Linked DNA regions of Homo sapiens: regions 2 and 3 are each linked to region 1. The links are chromatin loops, found by intact Hi-C in ENCODE. Cell type or tissue: B cell. All regions are shown on one strand. Each heading gives the region's core, and the rest is flanking DNA. Links, peaks and the distances in the headings are about the cores only.

What was found. A loop is a pair of places that touch in the nucleus more often than their neighbours do. Peaks named below come from ENCODE experiments on the same cell type or tissue, not always from the same donor. Only the 100,000 strongest peaks of a DNase experiment are listed, where the experiment ranks them.
Region 2: it touches region 1 in a loop (5-fold over the local background); 5 of 110 quality-filtered maps call a loop at or near these places.
Region 3: it touches region 1 in a loop (23-fold over the local background); 2 of 110 quality-filtered maps call a loop at or near these places.

Annotation. Positions count from the first base shown.
Region 1 is chr7:149,418,200-149,425,553 of GRCh38, forward strand. No RefSeq gene overlaps it. Among named protein-coding and RNA genes, the nearest start is that of TRC-GCA11-1, 6.7 kb to the left of the region's middle. RefSeq lists an enhancer at 3,589-4,088 and a silencer at 4,220-4,469. In B cell, for the core only: CTCF peaks have their summits at 4,211 and 4,428; a DNase peak (open chromatin) is centred at 4,282; H3K4me3 peaks cover 1,656 bases; H3K27ac peaks cover 1,080 bases.
Region 2 is chr7:149,603,544-149,610,897 of GRCh38, forward strand. It overlaps TRS-AGA5-1 (tRNA-Ser (AGA) 5-1), which reads left to right and starts at 4,833; the gene lies at 4,833-4,904. It also overlaps the pseudogene ZNF767P. In B cell, for the core only: no CTCF peak of the experiment used is centred there; no DNase peak of the experiment used is centred there.
Region 3 is chr7:149,738,500-149,745,853 of GRCh38, forward strand. It overlaps LOC124901771 (a long non-coding RNA gene), which reads right to left and starts at 3,801. Exons shown (of 2, transcript XR_007060585.1): 1 at 3,608-3,801; 2 at 1,375-1,513. RefSeq lists an enhancer at 3,407-3,936. In B cell, for the core only: CTCF peaks have their summits at 3,839 (motif pointing left) and 4,039; DNase peaks (open chromatin) are centred at 3,352 and 3,862; H3K4me3 peaks cover 1,029 bases; H3K27me3 peaks cover 1,600 bases.

The DNA.
Region 1 (7,354 bases), core at 1,518-6,517:
TGCGTGGAACTGGCACAGGTCCTCTCCGTGGCCTTCTAGGAAGCCACCTACCTGTCAGCTTCCTGGATCACCCACCTAAGGGCATCTCAGTTCGGTGAGGATGCCCTTCACGTGCACTGTTTGCTCCAGGGCACACATGTGAAGACTAAAGCATGAATATAGGGGTTATGGGTGATTTCAGAATGTTTTTCTTTATATTCCTCTATATTCTTCACATTTTCTGCAATAAAATGTATCACTTTGAAAATCAGAAAAACCCATAAATATTACAAATTTAAGCATATCTCTTCTAGTAATTACAAGCAATATCATTTCCTTTTGACATAATTAGTACGTAATTGCCTAGATAAGACAAAAAAGACTCCAAGGAATGCTAATTTGGGAAATAAGTGCATTATAATTTACACATAACGTACTCATTCAAGTGCCTTTTTTTTTTTTTTTTTTTTTAAAGAACCAAGGTCTTGCCCCGTTGCTCAGGAATGCAGTGGCGTGATCATGGCTCACTGTAACCTCAAACTCCTAGGCTCAAGCGACCCTCCCATCTCAGCCTCTCAAGTAGCTGGGACTACAGGCCTGCTGCACCACCACATCATCTGGATTTGTTGTTGTTGTTGTTGGAGACAGGGTCTCGCTCTGTTGACCAGGCTGGTCTTGAACTCCTGGGCTCAAGCAGTCCTCCTGCCTCAGTCTCCCAAAGTGCCAGGATTACAGGTGTGAGCCACCATGCCTGGCCTCATTTATGCTTCTATAGGAATAATTAATTCCATTTTGCACATGAGGACACAGCCTCAGAAAATTTCCAAGGAACTCAATTTCAAGACCTCTCTGTCCAAGTCCAGGGCTGTTTCCACAATACTATATTTTTTCCATCTTTTCTAGTAAAGGTTGGATAACTGGAAGAACAGAGAGCTGAACACTGGGATCTGAAAGAGTTACCACCTCATTCCCAGTCCTGCCCTCTCCATGTGAGGACGGGTGAATCTGAGATAGAAATAATGGCTCATGTGTGCTGAGTGTTTATGTTGGAGGCTCATATACACTATCCTACAGAATCCTCATAGCTGTCTGAGGCAGGTACAATTGTTATATCCTAGGAAATAGTTAAGACTGCTCCCATTTTATAGCTGAAGAAACAGATTCAGGGGGACTAAGTGACTCATTCAGTCATTTAACAAATACACTACGTTCCAGGGTCTAGTCTAGGCACTGAGGACTCAGCAGTGAACGAGGCCAAGAAACACAGCCCTGGCCCCATGGAGCTATATTCCCAGAGGTGCAGTGTGACAGACAAGCAAACTAATGCATGAATGAAAACATCACAGATATTGAAAACACTACAGGAAAATAAAGCATGGTATTCTGATGGAAGACAACAGGGATGGTCAGGAAACGATGATTGGAGCTGAAATCCGAATGATAAGAAGCCAGTGAGGAAAAATCTGGATGCATGTCCGGGCTCACACCTGCAATCCCAGCACTGTGGGAGGCTGAGGTGGGCAGATTGCTTGAGCACAGGAGTTCAAGACCATTCCTGGGCAACATAACGAAAACTCATTTGTACAAAAGATTTTTTAAAAAATTAGCCAGGCGTGGTGGCATGCACCTGTAGTCTCAGCTACTTGGGAAGCTGAGGCCAGAGGATCAGTTGAGCCTGGAGAGTCGAGGCTGCAGTGCCACTGCACTCCAGTCTAGGTGACAGAATGAGACCCTGTCTCAAAAAATAAGTAGATAAAAATAACTAAAATTCTGGATGCAGTGGATCCCAGGCCTTGGGTAGAGTGACCCACTTGGAAGTGGCTTGGCAGGATGAAGCAAGAATGAGGCCAGTGTGGGGCAGCAGAGGGGGCAGAGCAGGACAGTGATTTGAGGTGGAGGTGAGGTGGGGTCAGGCCACAGAGGGCCCTGTGAGCTGGGTCAGGAGGTGGCATTTATTTACTGTGCCATCCCAGGGAGAGTGGAGCCTGGATTTGGATCTCCCTCCCATGTGCAGGGGCCACATCTCTGAGCCCTTCCTCAGAGACTCTGTGCTGGGCTTGGCACAGGTCTTCATCACCTCGGGCCTGTCCTGTGGAGACAGGCTTCCCAGGTCAGTCTGTAAGCCTCCTCGGCCATGCAATTAAGGTTCTTGTTCATCCAGCCGACCTGGTTTCTGCCCCTGAGGAGCAGATTTAGGTAGAGGAGGCACACATGAACATCCACTGTCACTCGGTGTCACTTCAATGATAACTGTCTTAAGCTCTGTGAACCTAGAAAGGGGAAGGGGGAGAGTGGGCACCACAGTTACCCTAAGCTGGGGTGTTCCAGAGGCCTTTTCTGAGGGAGTGACATTTCCACAACACCGTGCAGGAGGAAGGAACGTTAGTTGGGAGATGAGCAGCCCAGGAAGTTGGGCGGCATGGGTGAAGCCTGAGGCAGTGGGGTGCCAAGAGCAGAGAGAAGGTCAGGGTGCTGGAGTCTGGGAGGCAGCCTGTGTGGACTGAGTAGGGTCTTCCCAAAGTTCATGTCCTTCCAAGAACCTCAGGAGGTGACCTTCTTTGGAAATAGGGTCATTGCCAATGTAATAGTTAATTAAGACCAGGTCATCCTGGCGCAGGGTGGGCACTCAGTGCAATATGACTGTTATCCTCATCAGAAGAGAGGAGACAAAGGGAGCAGGCCAAGTGCCCGCTGGCGCACTGCATCCAATGCTGAAGCCAGGAGAGAGGCATGGGACGGTGTCCCTCAGAGCCTCCAGTAAGAACCAAGCCAGACCACACATTGATCTTGGACCTCTGGCCTCCAGAACTGCAAGAATCCATTTCTGTTGTTTAAAGCCAACCAGTTTGTGGCACTTTGTTACAGCAACCCCGGACAGGGCCGAGAAGGCAGGCAGGGCCTAGTGGGTCCTGAAAGATTTTGGACCTTACCCTAAGAGCAATGGGGAACCTCCCAAGCAAGAGAGGACTATGATCAAATTTGCCTTTTCAAAAGATTCCCTGGCCGCCCAGTGCTCCCACAGCATTCAAATCCGTTAAGAGTGAGGCCCCACAATAGGACAGAGGCCCTGCCGCCTGCACATCACTCACACGGAGGCACACGTCACTCAAATACACCGGGTGCTTGCCAGCCTTCCCACCGGCCCACAGAGCGGGGCTTCCTTGCCTGCTCCCCACACAGAACTAGGGGAGACGGCCGACCTGCGGGAGGATCGTCTGGCCCTATGCCTCAAACGCCTTAGAAAACGCTCGTACCCTGGACCAGGCAGTTCCACTCCAGGAGGTTAGTCTTTGCATGGCATTTGTTTTATTAGGGGGCCACCGCAGCCTGGGCTAAAGAATTTAGTCTTCGGAAAAAACTAGGCAGACATTTGAAAATATATCAAGGAAAAAAAGTGCAGGCCGGGCGCTGTGGCTCACGCCTGTAATCCCAGCACTTTGGGAGGCCGAGGCGGGCGGATGACGAGGTCAGGAGATCGAGACCAGCCTGGCTAACACGGTGAAACCCCGTCTCTACTAAAAATATAAAAAATTAGCCAGGCGTGGTGGCGGGCGCCTGTAGTCCCAGCTACTCGAGAGGCTGAGGCAGGAGAACGGCGTGAACCCGGGAGGCAGAGTTTGCAGTGAGCCGAGATCCTGCCACCGCACTCCAGCTTGGGCGACAGAGCGAGACTCCGTCTCAAAAAAAAAAAAAAAAAAAAGTGCAGCCTATCATGAGAGAGCGCCTCCAGGTCCACCTCCGCATGGGACAAACACAGCGAGCGGCCAGGAGCTGGGCCTCAGCCTTGGTTTCCTCATCTGCACAACGAGAAAAGTGGGTAGAATGCAGGCTGCCCGGGAAGAAGCTTGAGCAACCCTAAAGCTCGGGGTCAATTCACGGAGTCCCCTCTCCTTCTGGGACCCAAGGCCCTCCGGGTCTTCTGTGCTGTTTTGTGCCGTGGGTTGAGCCTTCGAGGTGGGGTAGGTCTCATATTTCCTGTGCTCTCAGATTCCTGCGGCCGCACCTTTGTTTGCACTAACTGTGTTTGCACCAACTGTGTTTGCACGGGGATTTGCTGGGGCCTTGGCCGGCAGGCCAGTGTGTGCAAGAAAAGCAACCTGACAGCGGCTCCTGCTAACCAGGGCTGGTTCGGGGCTGCGGCCGGGCGGCTCCCGCACTGCGACTAAGGGCCAGCCGGCTGGCAGGCGGGGCTGGGGCTCGGATGTCGGGACTAGCGGGTCTCTGGCGCGAGGCGGCCGCCACCACCGAGAAGGCCGCGCGCATTCCTAGAGCGGCCGCCAGCGGCCAGGTGAGGGCGCCGCGGCCTCCGGGGCCTCCTCGCCTCTGGCCGGCAGGGGGCAGCGCGCGGCCCCGCGCGGCCCGACGTGGCGCTGGCCCGGGAGGCAGCCCGTGGGCCGCCGGCGCGCCCTGCCGGGCACCCAGCAGCGCGCTCCCGTTCTCATCAGACGGGAGAAAAAACGCCCAGGCAGAGGAACGTCTAAAAGTCAAGTCATCAAAATTAATGTAATCGAGAAAATGTGCATATTTAAAATATGGATAGAGACGCATAAATACATCTTTAAAATAAAAATATAATCGTTTGTGTTAAGTCCTTGCTCCATTGGCTCTCAGCTGCACTCACAGCACCAGTGAGACCGACACGGTTGTGCCCCATCCCACAGGCGCCAAATGGAGGGCGCAGGGTTTTAGGAGCTCGCGTAGGGCCTCTCGGGCGGCAGCAATGGAGCCGCGAGGCCGGCGGGGAGACCGAGGACGGGACCCGCTGAGCTCTGGGTGAGCTGGGGGGACTCGAGGGGACCTGGATGGGCCAGAGGCCTGGCTTGGGGAAGGGCCCCTTCCCGGTTCCCCAAGGTCCCGGTGTGCCGCTGCCGTAGGGAAGCAGGAAGGCACGGCCGCGCCAGGCGACCTGAACGAGAGGAAGCCCGGGGTCGCCGCCCGCGGGCGCGGCTGGTGTTCATACCCAGCCAGGAAGGGCGGGCGGGCCTCGGGTGCCACGCGGCGTGCCCGGCGCTTTCCCCGCAGTCCCGCTTGCTGCCCGTCCCTGGACTCCTTATCAGGCAGCTGGGTGACCTTGCTGCAAAGGGCAGGGCCGTGGAGCAGGATTTCTGCCGCACACCAGCCACCTGCAACGGTGGTAAGAGGATTTGGCAGTGATCCGGGTACTCTACCTAATATTGGGGCTGAAATATCAGAAGGAATGATAAAATCCATTTTTAAGTGATAGCGTTTAAAGGTGTTGGATCAGGTTTAATGAAGAAAATCATCTCCATCCCAGCTGGGCAGAGATTTGGGATTGTACCCGTGTTTCTTCCCGCACATTGTCACCTGTGGCTTGTTCATCCGTTCATTTCGCGTGCACTGAGGACCTCTGAGGACCTTGCGCCAGACTCTGGAGCAAGCGCGAAATGAACAAAAGCCGGCCCTGCCCTTGGGAAAAATCAAACACACAATGGCCGCTGAGTGCACGCTCCGAGCACGCGCCAAGCCCTGGAAAGCCCGGTAGAGGGGACCCTCCAACCTCCCGCAGTGATGCGTGTGTGGCCAGGGGTCTTGCTAGGCTGCACCTTGCACCTGAATCTCCCGTTGCCTTCACCGTGGAAGCGTTTGCTGTAAAAATAACATGGGGGTTGGGGCGGGGGAGACGTCTTTGTAGCTTTCTCACAGGGCTTAAGACATCTGTCCTGCTATCTTCCCCGGCCTTCCAGGGATTCTCAGTGGATGTTAGCTCTCTGGATTTCACTGGCAAGGTTATAGAGACTTACCATTTTCTGATATGAACATCTGCCAAGTAACGCATAGAGAATAGGAAAGCATGCATATCCCACAAGGAAAAAAAATAAAACTAAGAAACTGTTCTATCAAAGAATTAAGTAAGCATGGAGTGTGTCACTGGATAAATTAAACATACAGAGTTTGGATTGAGGCTAGGAAAGGTTGAAGCAAGAGAAAAGGAGCCCTGGTGACTTGCCCAGGGCAGAGGTTTTTGAAGTGAGCTTCCTCCTTGGAGACCCCTCAGCGCAGGGGGAGTTTGGGAAGACGGGGGCGCCAGAGCAGGTAGGCTTGGCTCCCTCTCCAGCCTCTTAAGGCACGAGTTATTTTACATATTTAGCTTCTGAAAATTGTTTTATTTAAACAAGGGATTCCGGAGGCTACAAACGAAAGCTTGAAAACACTGACAGATGAAGTGCAAAAAATTTGGCTGACCATTATAAATTTGATAAAGATTTCATGTCCTGAATCTGAAAGAGATTCTAAAATATATTACAGATTTAGTTCTACAGAGAAGGGATGAACTCTTCCAAGTAATTTCACAGGTGGAGATGGTTAGAAGTCCTCATACTGGGTGGTTAAAATTGATTTCTTCCATAGTTATGGAAAAGACTTGATACCTTCTCTTGGAGAAATAAGGGACTCATTCAATTGTAAGTTTTTATTGTTTAGAACATAGAAATTCCTTCTACAACCAGAAAAAAACGCTATTTTCATTTGGGGGCAAAGAATTTTAAATAAGATTCTGGAATTCTGTTATGTGATTACTACATACTAATAAGAGTTCATCTTTTTGGTAAAATGAACACCCAAGCATGTTTGTATGCAATTAACGTTTGTTTCAAGACTCTGAAGAGCTGGCAACAATTTGGGCAAGGAAAATGTGTCTATTTCTCTCAATTTGTCTACTGTATGAATTAAACACACCAGAGACTGGCTTAAATTGGTCTGAATATTGACTTGCTTTTTTAGCAGCACTCTGAAACATTTGAGGTTTTTTTTTTTTCCCAAACTTATTTCAGAATGCATCACTGGATAAATTGGCTTGGTAAGGCATTGATTAATTCAAGACACAGTAAGGAACCACTGGGTTAAAGTGGGAAAGAAATAATACAAATTTTAGTTGGACAGTCATTATTATTAAATTGTTCAGGGGGTAACTATGGGAACCAACTTAGTGTCTTTACTTTTTGACAAAATTAATGTGATTTATAGTGATGACTATCATCCAAATCGAAAAATATATACAGAATTTTTTTTAAGAGACAGATTCTCACTATGTTGCTCAGGGTGGTCTCAAACTCCTGGGCTCAAGCGATCCTCCTCCTTAGACCTCCCGAAGTGCTGGGATTACAGGTGTGAACCACCACACCTAGCAGAAATTTTTTTGTATACGCCAGACGCGGTGGTTCACACCTATAATCCCAGCACTTTGGGAGGCCTATGGAGGATTGCTTGAGTCCAGGAGTTTGGGACCAGCCTAGACAACGTAGTGAGATGAGACCATGTCTCTACTAAAAATAAGAAAATTAGGCTTGGTGGCTCATGCCTGTGGTCCCAGCTACTCAGGAGGCTGAGGCGGGAGGATCACCTGAATGTGGGAGGT
Region 2 (7,354 bases), core at 1,110-6,109, 180 kb after region 1:
TCCTAGGAGCTTCCATTGTGAAGTGGCAACACACAGGTGACTGGTCATCTGGGTGTGACCGCACAAGTCAAAGGCATTAATTGACCCCCACAGCAGCAGGAAGGGGTATAGCTCAGGGTTAGAGCATAAGACTGCAGACCGAGAGGCCACCAGTTTGATTCCAGATGCCCCCTCCGCATTTTCAATTTTGACATTTTTACATAGGTGCCCACATTTTAAGTTCTTCCTTATTAGACACTTAGACACTAGGGTAAATGTTTCATTTTTCTTTTTTTTTTTTTTCTTCTGAAACCAGCAAATGGTGAGGCTAGAATGTGGTGGTTCTTAACCCCAGGTATAAACTAGAATCACCTGAAGAGTCCGTAAAAGTGCCACTTCCCGGGCCCCACCCCAGACCAATTAAATCGGAACATCTAGAGTGGGGCCCAGGCTGGTGAAAGCTTCCCAGGGGGCTCTAGACTGCAGCTAAGGGCAAGACCCCGCTTTAGCAGAGCTTCCAAGAAGCCTCCTTAGCCCAAGACTGCATTGTTCCCACTCTGCCTCTTCTTATTCATCCTTATTTGAACCCCGAATATCTAGAGAAAGGTCTCAGTTAATTAGGAAAGTGAATTTTGCCAAGGCTGCGGATGCACGTCTGTGACACCGCCTCAGGCGAGTCCTGACCACCTGTGCCCAAGGTGGTAGGGGCACAGCTTGGTTTTATACATTTTAGGGACACACGAGCCATCAATCAATATGTATAAGATGTACACTGGTTCCATCTGGAAAGGTGGGACAATGCCAGGTGAAGGTGGGACAACTGGAAGGTGGGAGGGGGCTTCCAGGTCATAGGTAGAGACGAAAGGTTGCATTCTTTTGCGTTTCTAATGAGCCTCTCTAAAAGAGGCAATCTGATACAGATTTATCTCATAAGCAAGCAGAGCGGTGACTTTGAATAAAATCAGGTTTGCCCTAAGCAGTTCCCAGCTTGACTTTTGCCTTTAGCTTAGTGATTTGGGGGCCCCAAGATTGATTTTCATTTCACACTTATGTGGACAGCACTTAAAACTAGACCAGAACAGCATCTTCCAGGAACAAAGCCTCTTTCTGCATTTCCTAGTTGTACCCCTTCTGGATCCAGTCATTCTGCCTGGGATGGGGTAGTACCGGTCTTCTATTTCCAAGGCAAACCACCAAGATCTATTGCTCAATGAGTAAGCCCTTATAAGGCCAAGACAGTTTGCAGAGGATGAAATGTCAACATGTTAAAGTATAAGTAAAAGTTCTACGTTGTGTTCAGATGTTCCAATTATCAACGGCAATTTTATGTCACAGTTAAGCTTTAAAGGCGAACTTCTGCAGAAGGGATCACTGAATTATATCAACCATCTCAAAAACTAGAGGATGTCATGGCGTTCTATGCTTTAGAGAACAAATAGCTTTTTTGACACAAATCTTAAAATTCATGGAGGTTCAGCTATACAGCATAGAATTCAGAAGCACAATTCATGATTTTTAGTATCCCTTATACTAATCATGTTTTATGAACCTTTTTAAAAAGTATCTAAAATACATTTAATAATTCAGATTTATGTACACAACAGAAGTTTATATTTTAGATAGGTTAAAAACATGTTCCTGTAATAAAACTATCTCAAAGCAAGAAAGTCTTACTATCTTTACATTGAATGGCAGGAAAACACAACAGAGAAGCAGGCATTGAAGACAGAGCCTGGTCAAGTGTAGTGTCACTTGAGGCTCTGTCTAATTTGATCATTTAGCAAATGGCGCTTTGCTCTACTCCTCTGAGTTGAAAATATTCTGCATCCTGTGACTCTCCTTATTAGTATAAGATGTAGTGGCCTGAAAAACAGAGCTTCTTTTATTTTCAATGATGTGCTGCATAATTTCCTATTCATTAAAGTAGATTCCTTTTGTTAACAAGAGATGTGAACTTTTTATTTAGTACTCCCTGCCAACCCCTCCAAAAAAAAGTGGCATTGGTAACTCAAAGGATAAATGCTAGAGGGGATGGGCACCCATTCCCCATGATGAGCTTATTTCACATTGCATGCCTGTTTCACAACAGTTCATATACCCCGTAAATATATACGCTCACTAGATACCCACAAAATCTTAAGGTTTTTAAGAAGTAGCTTTTGCTGTTCCAGTTTCACAAACACTTAGAGCTTTGGCCTAGAACTTGGGTACTTGCCCTTTTCCCGTCCCTGCCCTCCAATGCCTTCTATTAGTGGAAACGGTCTCTCGGGGCAGTCTCCTTCCTGTATCCCCATTACTGTTTCAGCTCCTCCACCCAAGCCCGCCAGCCCTCCAGCTACTCTGTAAACAGTCTCCTTCCTCCTTAGCCTTTCCCTGCAAGTCTGCCTTTTTATCCATCCTTGTACACCTGAAGGCCAGCTTTCCCCTGAAGCCATCCCTCCCCTTCAACCTCTGGAAGGGACAGGGCAGGGTCACCTTCTCAGCCTCGTTCTCCACGTTGCCCCCAAACTCCAGCTCCTCCACCATCTCTCCATGCTTCTCCTCTCTCAAAGCCATCTTCTTTCACCACTCCCTCCTCTCACCATTCATGTCTTCTCTGACATACGGGACTCCACAAACAGTGGACACTTTTAGAACCAGGCTAACAATCTTATTTTCCTCACCGCCCTCTCCTTCTGTCCTCAGGAATGTCAAAACACCATGGCAATATGCTTCCAATGATAAGGCCTCTTGAGATTTCCATCCTGTTGCCTCTAAGAATGTTCACAAACTCCACTCACGGCGGCTCTCAAGGGGTGTAGTGAGGCACAGATTCAGCATTTTCCACTAGTGTCTTCTACCGTGCTTCTTGGTTATCAGCTGGGCACACGGCTTCCCAGAAGGAAATCTGCATTTCCCAGACCCTCTTGGAGCTGTGAGGCTACAGGCAGTAGTCTGGTCAATGAGATGCAGGTGAAAGTGATGGGTGTCCTTACAGGAAAGACTTGTCTTTTCCATCTTTCTGCTGCCTGGGAGGTCGATGAGATGCCAATGTGGGTGATGGCATGCTGGAATGAAAGCCAAGCCGGCCAGACAGCCAGAAAGAAGAACTCGGGTTCTTGACCCTATGGAAAGCCATGCCTGGACCACCTAGCTGTGGACTTTTAAGTGGTAGCTTTTAAGCTTCTAGTTTGTTTGCTTCTTTCCATTTTGCTATAATCCTTTGTTATTTTGGTTGTTCAACGTTCATTGCCAAACTTGATCATCACTTGTTCCCTTTCCAGATCTTAGAAAACTCCTTCAATGACACCTCTTTTGATGTTTACATGTACTTACTGTTACAGAAAACGGTTCATTATCCTCATTTTGACCTTAATCTTGTCTACCTCTCTCTGTTCCCAAGACCCCAGAGCCACCTTGGGGCTCAGCTATCTGCTTGCCTATTATGGACCCCATGTTTGGCCTCTCAGCATGATTCCAGCTCCTTTGAGGGCTTGGCCTGTGGTCTGTATACCCTCATGGGCCCTTCTGCTTCCGCAGATACACTCGCCATTGGCCTTTCCCACCTTTGCTCTGGGGGCGCCAGTCTTTGGTGGAGTAAATTGTACAGCCAGGCAAATGGTCCCACTGCAAGTCTACACCAGTTTCACCTCAACCAGTGCCTCTCTCTAATGAGCAATGATTCTATTCCTTTCTAATTCACCTCTTCTCCATTTCCCACAGTGCCTGGTTCACGCTTTGCCCTTCTTCCCAAGTAATGATTCCCACCCTACCTCCTTTATTCTCTTTGGATGACCTGTTTTCTACCTGACTGAGAAGACCAAGGTACACAGTCCCCTCAGCATCCTCTGCTTCTCTGCATCTTCACCTTCTCCTCAACCCCTCCAGGGTAAGAGACAAAGCCTGGTTTTAACCAATTCCCTGCCAATGGATATTTAGATGGTCTCCAGTGTTTGCTGTTAGGAATTTAAAAACTGCATTCCATGAATCTCCACATATATGTGTCTTCACGCAATTATAGGAATATTTTTGAAGGACAAATTCCTATAAGTGGTACTCTGTAGAGAATCTTTTTGTTTCTAACTTTATTTTAGGTTCAGGGGTACACGTGCAGGTTTGTCATATTGGTAAACTCATGTCATGGAGATTTGGCGTACAGATTATTTCGTCAGCCATGTACTATGCATATGTATTTTTTCTGATCTTCTCTCCTGTCACCCTCAAGTGCAAGTGTGTAGTGTTCCCCTTCTGTGTCCATGTGTTCTCATCATTTAGCTTCCACTTGTGAGAACATGCAGTATTTGGTTTTCTGTTCTTGTGTTAGTTTGCTAAGGATAACGCCCTGCAGCTCCATCCATGTTGCTCCAAAGGACATGATCTCGTTATTTTTTACGGCTGCATAGTATTCCATGGTGTGTATGTGCCACATTTTTAAAAGACTATTATTTTTTGAGTATCTTTTTTTTTAACAAAAGAAATTTGCTTTTCATTTGACAAATTATCACGAACAGTATTCTATGTCAAATACAAGTCTCCAGACATAGCCACTGGGTCTCCTTTCAGTGCAGGGAAAGGTGGTGTCACCTAGTTACAGTTCTGTCCCCAGCCTAGCACACCTCACATGATGTTCAACAATTGCTACTAAGAGAATTATCTGGATGACTTGAAGGGTCTCTCCATTTATAAAGGTCAACAAGCCCACCAGGGTGACCTTAGCCAGAAGTGATGATGGAGAAAGAAGTATTAGTGACAGGAGGGAGGCCAGAGTTCAGAGAAACAGAACTGGCCTGGACATCCAAACCGGCAGAGCTGGGTCTTGGTCTTGGTGTGTCGACACATGAAAATGGTGTTAATTACACTGTCCTCCTATGACTGGGTGTATGGCTCAGGGGTAGAGAATTTGACTAGAGATCAAGAGGTCCCTGGTTCAAATCCAGGTGCCCCCTACCCTGTTTTACTTTTAATCACCAAAGTGGGTCCTGGGTCATAAGCTCCACCCAATCCACCCACTTGGGGAAAAATGACACAGCCTATCTAATCCCTGATGCACAGCATCTCTGAAGTGCAGACTCAATAGTCCTCAAATGATTTTATGGACTTTAAAGTTTGTAAGACACAGACCTCTGCCTACTGCAGCCCTCTGGGTACCACTCCAGCACTTTTGCAGAGTAGTCCAAAATCTCCCTAGGGACATCCACGTGATCCCGAAGAGGGCTGGGCCATGTCTCTAAGTCCTGCTGTATTTTCCACAGCACCCAGCTTCCACTGTGGCACAGGAGAACCTGAAACAGCCACAGTCTCATGCCCGCCTTCAATGGGCATGAGAAATCTAATGAGCTTAGATTTCTGAGCTTAGTGTGCTGCACCCTGGACTTTGGCTCTGGGCCCTCAGGTTCTGGATTTCCCATCTGGGGCTGCTGCAGACTCACACCCTGGCCTACCCAGACCAAGGACTGGGGAAAAGCAGGATTCTGGGAGGCTCTGTGAGACTGTGGGCAAGGAGCGAGATGATAGAGGAAGTCAGCTGGGACTACCCAGAGGACTGACCTGAAACCATCAACCTCTTCTCTCTCCTCCACGCAGACAGATACAGATCATGGGCTCCAGCAAGGGAAAGGAAGCTGGAGTCAGATTCCAAAATCAGTAAATAAAAATAAGAATAGGTAACGGGCAAGCCGATTGGAACCTTTTGGTCTGTCCCCTAAGGCTCATCTCATTATTATGTGATGAAAACCTTGCAGTCTGTAGCCTTTTGGGTGAAAGGAGCACACCGCGCGTAGTAACTGTGGTCTCTCGAGCCCCCTCTGATGGTGGTAGCTAAACAAAGCAAGATGCAGGATGTGTTCTTTTCTGGGATATTCTGATGTTACCCAAATTACTGGATCTCCAGAAGCTTCACAGATGCAGCAGAGCCACCAATAATCCCAAATTATGTGGATATTTCCCACTCCTCCATGTAGTTTCCAGGCAAATAGCTGAAGGGCCTAATATGGGAAATCGGGCAGAAGGATTCACTGTCCGTGACTGGATATTTTGGCAGAGTCCTTTTCTCAAGCTTGGCTTCCCTATCATCAAGGGAGGCAGGTTCTTTGAGCAGATTCAGACCTGGGGAATGGGTCAGAGGTCAGGAACCTCCATTGTGCCAGCTATGGTGGTAGTTCAGGTCTACACGTCTAGGGGACCACGATGGGCTCCCCATTCTCAGGCCGAAAATCCTTACCACTGATGAGTCACAGCCAAGACCTGTGTGGCACAGACCACGGAATAACACCCAAACTTCACTTTGGGTTAAAATATCACAGTGCTTGGCCTCTGACACCCTAGAATCCTCCCAGCCCCACTGAAATCAGGGGCTCCCTTTCCACTATCATCCCTCCCACCAGCATCTCTGTCCACAGACAACAGCTACCAGAACTCTTTTTACGAATGTAGAAGCTCCACACACCTACGTATTTTTCAAGCCAGGTTAAGTCACACGTGATAAATCCACTCTAACTTACCTACCCCCTGAAGCGTATGGATTCTTTCTACATTATAGCAAGAAATTCCTAGTATCTCAAATGCATTTAGAATTGGCCTCCTGTGAATCCAGGGTTAGATCCACCAATGGAGCAAACAGTTTTATCCCAGCTGCTCTAGCTATGGTATCTTAAATAGAATTTTAACTGGGTACACTCCTAATAAAAAATTCAGGCTCATTTAAAATTACAGTCTTTCTACTTTATGAAGTACTCCAACAATCTGTATCCACACATGGTCTTGAAGTTTTTGCTGACATACATTAGCCAGTTGAAAATGATTTTGGTATCTGAGTCTTTGCCTCCCAGCAACTGGTGCCCAGGCTCAACTGAGATCTTACTCTCACTGTAGGTCAAGAGACCATGAGGGTGGGGAACCCAATCTCTTGCAGTGAAAACCCTTCCATCTGGGCTGGTCGGCTTTCAGGCAGGAAGAAGCGGCAGGCTTGGAGATTAGGTAGGGTTGGTGATTTGGGATAAATCAAGTTTTCCAAATGCTCCCATCAATCCATCTTACAATTCCTGAAGTTCTACCCTGAAGTTCTACCCTCTTAATCACTGACCTATTTTCAGCTGGGAGACTGGGGGAAGCTGCCAATTCCATGGACATCAAAGTTTGGCAAGCCACAGGGATCAGCCCTGGCTCTCATTTTCAGCTGTTTCACTTATTCGGTGGCAGGAGATCAGAGAGTTTTGTTATACAGTCAGAAAAAGGCCTGTGTTTTTGTCCATGTAGAACACATCATACAGGGTGACACGTGAGCTATTTGCCTTAAAACTGGTAGGACCAGCCATCCTGCCCAGAGGCCACTTATAATCTGGGAACTACAAATTGGTCCTGATGGAACTGCAGGCAAAAGTTACTCAACTTTTCTACA
Region 3 (7,354 bases), core at 1,427-6,426, 320 kb after region 1:
ATCAAAATGTGTAGCATAAAGCAATATCAGTACTTAGAAATGTATAGACATAAGTGAGTATGTGGAAAAGGAAGGACAGAATTCACAAGGAGAAACAGAACAGCAAAGGAAATCCAAAGAAAAGTTAAAAAGGGCACACAAATATAAGAGCAGAAATTACTGAAATAGCATACATATAAATGATATAATCAACAAAGCCAAAAATCATTTCTTTACAAAGCTAATAACATTGACTACTAGCCTGTGATGAAATCATCAATGAAAAAAGAAAGCACAAATAACCAGTCTCAGAATGAAAAAGGTGACATTACTGCAGATGCCGCAGGCTATAGAAAGACAATAAGATGATATTATAAGCAACTTTTTGCCAAAAGTTTGAAAATTCAATGAAAATAACTCCCATAAGAATGCAACTTAGACTCAAAAACAAAACAAAACAAAACCTGAATAGTCCCATACCATTGAAAAAAAAATGCATTAGTGATCAAACATCTTACAAAAGAAACTGTAGGGCCAGGTACTGTGGCTCAGGCCTGTAATCCCAGCACTTTGGGAGGCCAAGGCAGGCAGATGGCCTGAGGTCAGAAGTTCAAGACCGTCCTGGGCAACATGATGAAACCCTGTCTCTACTAAAAAATACAAAAAATTAGCCAGGTGTGGTGGCGTACGCCTGTAATCCCAGCTACCTGGGAGGCTGAGGCAGGATAACCACTTGAACCCGGGAGGTGGAGGTTGCAGTGAGCCAAGATCACGTCCCTGCACTCCAGCCTGGGCAACAAGAGAAAACTCCATCTAAAAAAGAAAAAAGAAAAGAAACTGTAGGCCCAAAAGGCCTCACTAGTAAGTTCTATCTCACATTTAAAAAGGAAATTATTTCAATAATATACAAACTATTCCAGAGAATGGAAAAATATGGGACACTCTCTGACTCGTTTTACGAGACTGGCATAATCTTGAAATTTCCAAAACTTGAGGACAGTACAAGAGAACAAAATTACAGGCTAATCTCAAAAAATGTACATAGGAAAAATACTCAACAAAATATTAGCCAAAGAGAATCTAGCAATACACAAAATGTTTTACTGAGTAAAACATCATTACCCAGTTGGCTTCATCTTGTCGATCAAGAATGGTTTCAACGTTTGAAAATCACCAGTGGTAACCCACAATAATAGATTAAAGGGGAAAAGTCACATGATCATCTCAATAGCTGCAGAAAGATCACTTGATAAGAGCCAGCACCCATCAATATTCCAAGTGAACTGGGATGAGAAAGGAAATTTCTTAATTTGATGAGGATTATATACCAAAAAAAAGATGATAGCTGTATTAGCCTATTTTCATGGTGCTAATAAAGACAGACCCAAGACTGAGTAATTTATAAAGAAAAGAGGTTTAATGGACTCACAGTTCCACGTGGCTGAGGAGGCCTCACAATCATGGCGGAAGGTGAAGAAGGAACAAAGGCATGTCTTACATGGTGGCAGGCAAGAGACTGTAGGGGAACTGCCCTCTGTAAAACCATCAGATCTCATGAGACTTATTCACTATCATGAGAAAAGCAAGGGAAAAACCCACCCCCATGATTCAGTTACCTCCAACTGAGTCCCTTCCATAATGTGGGGATTATGGGAGCTACAATTCAAGATGAGATTTGGGTGGGGACACAGCCAAACCATATCAATAGCTAATATGCTTAATGGTGACATATTGAAGTGTTAAAAACCAGTATACCAAAACTAAGTTATATTTACATATACCCACAGCCAACAGTTAGAAAGTATTACTTTAAAGATTTTATTTGTAGTAACAAAAAACTCAAGAGCCCAGGAATCAATCTAAAAAAGATTTATGTGGAGAGAACTATTGAGCACTTTTTGTGATTTCCTTGAAGCACAGAAATTAAGAAACTTGCTCAAAGCTACACAGTTGCTAGGTGAGTTTGAGCTGGGATTCTCTGGCTTCAGAGCTAAGGAAGGCCCCAAAACATGCAGGGCGAGAGGCACACTGAACTCTGGACCTTCACATTAGATTCGTCAGTGTCTGAGGCAAATCAGGGAGGAAGAAATAGATTGTTATAAAAATTAGTAATCTGCAGCATCTATTTGTGTGTTACTTTGTTGAATGTCTGCCCCCCACACCCACCAGCCCCCAACTGTAAGCTCTGTGGATGAGGCAAATACATATGGTATATCTGGCATCAACACTGGATCAGCTACATAGTGGGGGTTCAATAAACCTGGATTGAATCTCTGAATAACACTCTTTTTTGGGTTTAAGACAGAGAGTGGGCTGGGCGCGGTGGGTCACACCTGTAATCTCAGCACTTTGGAAGGCTGAGGTGGGTGGATCACTTGAGGCCAGGATCGAGAGCAGCCTGGCCAACATGGTGAAACCCCATCTCTACTAAAAATACAAAAAATTAGCTGGGCATGGTGGTGTGCATCTGTAATCCCAGCTACTTGGGAGATTGAGGCAGGAGAATCGCTTGAACCTAGGAGGTGGAGGTTGCAGCAAGCTGTGATTGTGCCACTGCACTCCAGCCCAGGCGACAGAGTGTGACTCTGTCTCAAAAAAAAAAAAAAGAAAAAAAAGGCAGTGAAGGCGTTGGAATAAATGCATCGAAATTTTCCAAGTGTTTATTATTGGACCCTTGGATTCTAGTAGAAACCATGAGCTGGTACCATCAACACCTCAGGCTCAGCACCATGCTTCAGTTTCCCGTGTTAACAGGCCAGTCACACTTTGTTACAGAAGACAGGGCATTGCCCTAGGGCATCTCTGTTGACCCTGCATGTCCTCAGACACTCCTTCATCCCCTCCATTTAAAATTTTTAAAAATGATTCTGGCTTGGTGGTAATCTGGACATGGATCTTTAAGATGATGGAGAAGTTCATAGAGCAACAGTTCTCTTCCCTGAGTGCAAACTGGGGTCACTTGAGAGAGATTTAAAAAATCAGGTTTAGGCCCCACCTGTACAGATTCTCATTCATGGAGAATGAGATGATTGATAGATGGAGTTGGCATCTATCATCTATCTAGCCATATGTATGCGTGTATAAACTTTTTATTAAAATACAATATACAAAAACGTACACATTCAATTGGTATATTTATAAATTGCTGGAGATTCTGCCATGCAGCCCGTATTGAGAACCATTCTTGTTGGCAAAACTGTAGAACAATCAGAGTTTACCACTGCTGCCTCCCAGCCATTCCCCCTGCTAACCACAGAGAACTTCTGCATCTGTCTGCCTTCCACAGGCAGCATGCGTTTATTGCATGCCAGATTTCAGAGTGCCAGGAGCCCGGGAGCAGCCACTGTACGTCTCAGCAGGCTGGTGGCACTGCATTAGGCGGCCGCAGTTCGCCAGAACAGTGGGCCAGGCAGGGACCACAGGCCCCCAAAGATAAGCGGGCGGAGGTCTCCAGAAGGAGCTGTGAGTGTGTGCAAGCCCCGCCACAGTCCCGGGTCGCAGCTGAGAATAATCGAGCCAGACTTTCCTTTACCTCCCCTCCCCACCAATAATGACACATCTGCTCTGAGTCCCAGTACCTTGGGAAATTCTCAACTAGGAAACTAAGTAAATTAATCCATTCTCTTACCTCCTCCCAGGAAATAATTTGTATTTTGCCAGAAACTTTCAATCGACTTTGAGGCTGCTGTGAGCAGAACAGGAAGCTGTTCTGAATCTGGAATGCCTTTGCTCCTCCATCAAACCACACTGAGACCACCTGCTCTGCCAGACCTCGGGCAGAGAGGCAGGAACCTGCGTTTCTGGAATCCCTATTTCGGAGGGGAGAGCTGGTCAAGGAAAGGGGCTTCCGTTCCAGCGCCTCGGCGCCATCTGCTGGGAAAGAGAGGCAATGACAATTCAGGGCTGCAACTGGTCCCCGTAGGGGGCTGAAGGGAAAACAGAAGTCGTGAAGCCCACCTTCCTACTCCCGAACATTACCTTAAGGGCTTCCTCAGAGATCCCACGCTGCCTTGTATATGAAGCCACCTTGTGTGTATTACTGGACAGAGGGTGAAGAGACGCCTTGCTACCAGCTCTCTTTCTACAGCAGAGCTTGGTTCTGCAGTCACCATGCTGGAAGGTGGGGGAAGGGCAGCCTCCTTCGGAGGTTCCCCACTGCCGAGAGAATCAGGTGTGTGCCTAATCCTGGCACAGGCTTCCAGAGAGGCAGCCACGAGCAGCGGTGCTGGGTTCAGATGAGGACATCACCTGTGGGGCTGTGGAAGGGACTCCTACTTGGAGGGAGTGAATGATGAGAGCCAGATGAACTTTAACATCACGTCCCAATTTAGGATTTCATATACCTGTCAGGTCTGATGTGAGATTTTTTTTTTTTGAGACAGGGTCTCACTCTGTCACCCACGCTGGAGTGCAGTGACATGGTCATACCTCACTGCAGCCTGGAACTCCTGGGTTCAAGCAATCCTCCCACCTCAGCCTCCCAAGTAGGTGGGACTACAGGTGTGCACCACCACGCACAGCCGGGTTTTTTTTTTTTTTTTTTTTTTTTTAAAGAGACAGGGTCTTGCTATGTTGCTCAGGTCTGTCTCAAACTTCTGGGCTCAAGTGATCCTTCCACGCTGGCCTCCCAAAGTGCTGGGATTACAGGTGTGAGCCATCATGCCTGGCCAAGATGAATTTGTACCTTGAAAATATTGTGGCCAGGCGCGGTGGCTCATCCTGTAATCACAGCACTTTGGGAAGACAAAGCGGGCAGATCACTTGAGGTCAGGAGTTCAAGACCAGCCTGGTCAACTTGGTGAAACCCCGTCTCTACTAAAAATACAAAAATTAGGTGGGCGTGGCGGCACATGCCTGTAATCCCAGCTACTTGGGAGGCTGAAGCAGGAGAATCACTTAAACCCGGGAGGTGGAGGTTGCAGTGAGCCGAGATCGCGCCATTGCACTCCAGCCTGGGCAACAAGAGCGAAACTCCGTCACAAAAAAAAAAAAGAAAAGAAAAAAAAGAAAGAAAATATCGTTTGAATGTGTGGCTCAAATAAGACCATTGAAAGCATAATTGTAAAATGTTGAAGTTTTGTGCCAATGTGTGCAAATATTTGGAGAGAGAGACCACATTCTCATTTAGACTCTTAAAGCAAACCATGTATTTTCCAGGAATGTTTCCTTGACATTGGCTTGACTTCGTGCCAGATCCCTTACTTCTCCCTGGCAGTGGCGAGTCCCTAACTTGACCCAACATTGCCTGAGCTGTTCTGTTTACTAACTACAGCAACAGCAACTAACACTTACTGAGAATTTATTATATGCTAATCACAAGAATGACATTTAATAAGGACCTGTGTTGGAAAGATTTGAGAACAGTCCTGCCCTTGACCACTTTTATAAATTAAGGTTTAGTGTTTTTCAACTGACTTTAGCTAATATTTACATCCAGAATGTGCCAGGCACTATGCCATATTATTTCATTATTATGCATTATTTCACTTTATTCTAGCACCAACCAAAGGAAGTATAATTTTATCTTGATTTTGCAGAGGAGGAAATTGAAGCTTAGATCAGTCAGTCAACTACTCAACATGGTGAGGGGGAGGGATGGTAGACAAGTCGCCCCTGAGCATCCTGCTGGTCTCTCTAGCTATAATATGTACTTGTTTTCCTCAGAATCTCTTACAGTCTTACAATGTCTGAGTTGGTGCATGTTGCAACTTTGTATAAGAATAAATGCAGACCCAGAGTCTAGGCAGTAAAAACATATATCATTGACCCAATAACTTTTTCCCATAAAAACTTCTGACACCCCACTCTTTCCCAGCATTGCACCCTGGATTTTATTGGCAGAGATTTACAGTAGCTTCCTAGGCTGGCTTGTGTGCACGTGGTCAGCTGAGAGCCAGATCTGGGCCTTCTCTATTGCTGCTCATCTCCCTGGCATGAGTGAGGGACTCGATGAGAGAAACATCTAATGGGGTGCACCAGAGAACTCACACTCTTGGCCCATCTCCTACTTCCCACCCGAATTCAACTGTCGACCCATTTCTGAGAGACATGTGACCAGAATTTCTTCAGGCAGGAAAGCTGACATGGAAACATGAACGGGTGGGGAGAAAGTAAGAGGGACACGGCCCAACCTGCAGATCTCCCTGTCTGGGCACCTGTAGTGAAGACACCAGGAGCTGGGTCCCTCACCTGGAAGAAACCATGCCTGCAGCCCTTCTCTCCTCCAGGATCTGAAAGCAAGGTGCCAGCTGGGCCTGGTGACTCAAGCCTGTAATCCTAGCACTTTGGGAGGCTGAGGCAGGAGCATTGCTTGAGGACAGAAGTTCGAGACCAACCTGGGCAACATAGCAAGCCCCCATCTCTACAAAAAAAAATTAAAAATAAAAGCAAGGTGCAGAAGTAACCAAAACCCCTTGTCACCCCATCCACCTCGTGGCAGTCCTGAGACAAGGATCTAAGAAAGGAAAGTAAGTTTACATGAAAGGATAATTTGGAGAATGTCCACTATTTACATGGGCCCTGGGTCAGTCAACAAAGTAGAGGAGAGACTGCTGGTCCCTCTGCCCTCTTAGCCTTGTTCTGTGGTTTCTATCCCTTCATTCCTGGCAGGGAGCACAGAGGAATCAGAGCCTCTTGGGGTGCTCAAGGCGGGGCAAAGACCTAGGGCCGGGTCTTGCTGCTTGCCAAGGCCCAGTGGCAATTCAGGGTGACTTCCTGTCTTGGCACAGGCAGGAAAGGTGACACCACAAGGAGTTCGACTGCCACAAGGAGTCGAACAGCCCTGGCTGCTGTTCTCCCAGAGGATGCAGGGGCTGCACTGCTCCTAGGACTGCATAGCCACCCAAGTGCTCCAAATATCGAGCATCGTGAGCAGCAAGGGAAGGGCCGGGCTGGGTGGGGACAGCTGCTGGAGCCATGGTTGGTCCGCCAGGCAGGGGAACAGCCTTCCAGCAGGGTCTTGGTGACACTCTTATTGATCAGATCCAGAGCCAGACCTTCTGTTAGGGGCTAGCTCAAGGCCAGAAACCTGTAGCTCAGGAGAGCTTGGCTTTAGATTTCTAGAAATAATGGGAACAGTTGCCAAGTCACTAACACAGCCCCAGGAAAGAGCATCTCCTTAAATGTTGTGCCCTGGCACCTTGCTTTCCTCACTCTAGTCTCAGCTTTGGCTGAAGGGGTCAGAGGCAAGGTTAAGGGCTCTCTGTTGAGGGGCTGGTGGATCTAGTCAAAGAGAGGCCACTTCGGTGGAGTAGTGCTGAGATCTGTCAGCCTGGGAAGTTTGGCAGGAGGCCATAGGCACTCTGGGGGCTCATACTGGGCTGAAATCCTCATGATTGGGCTGGAGTATGAGCCCCAGGAGTCCAGGATCATGGAG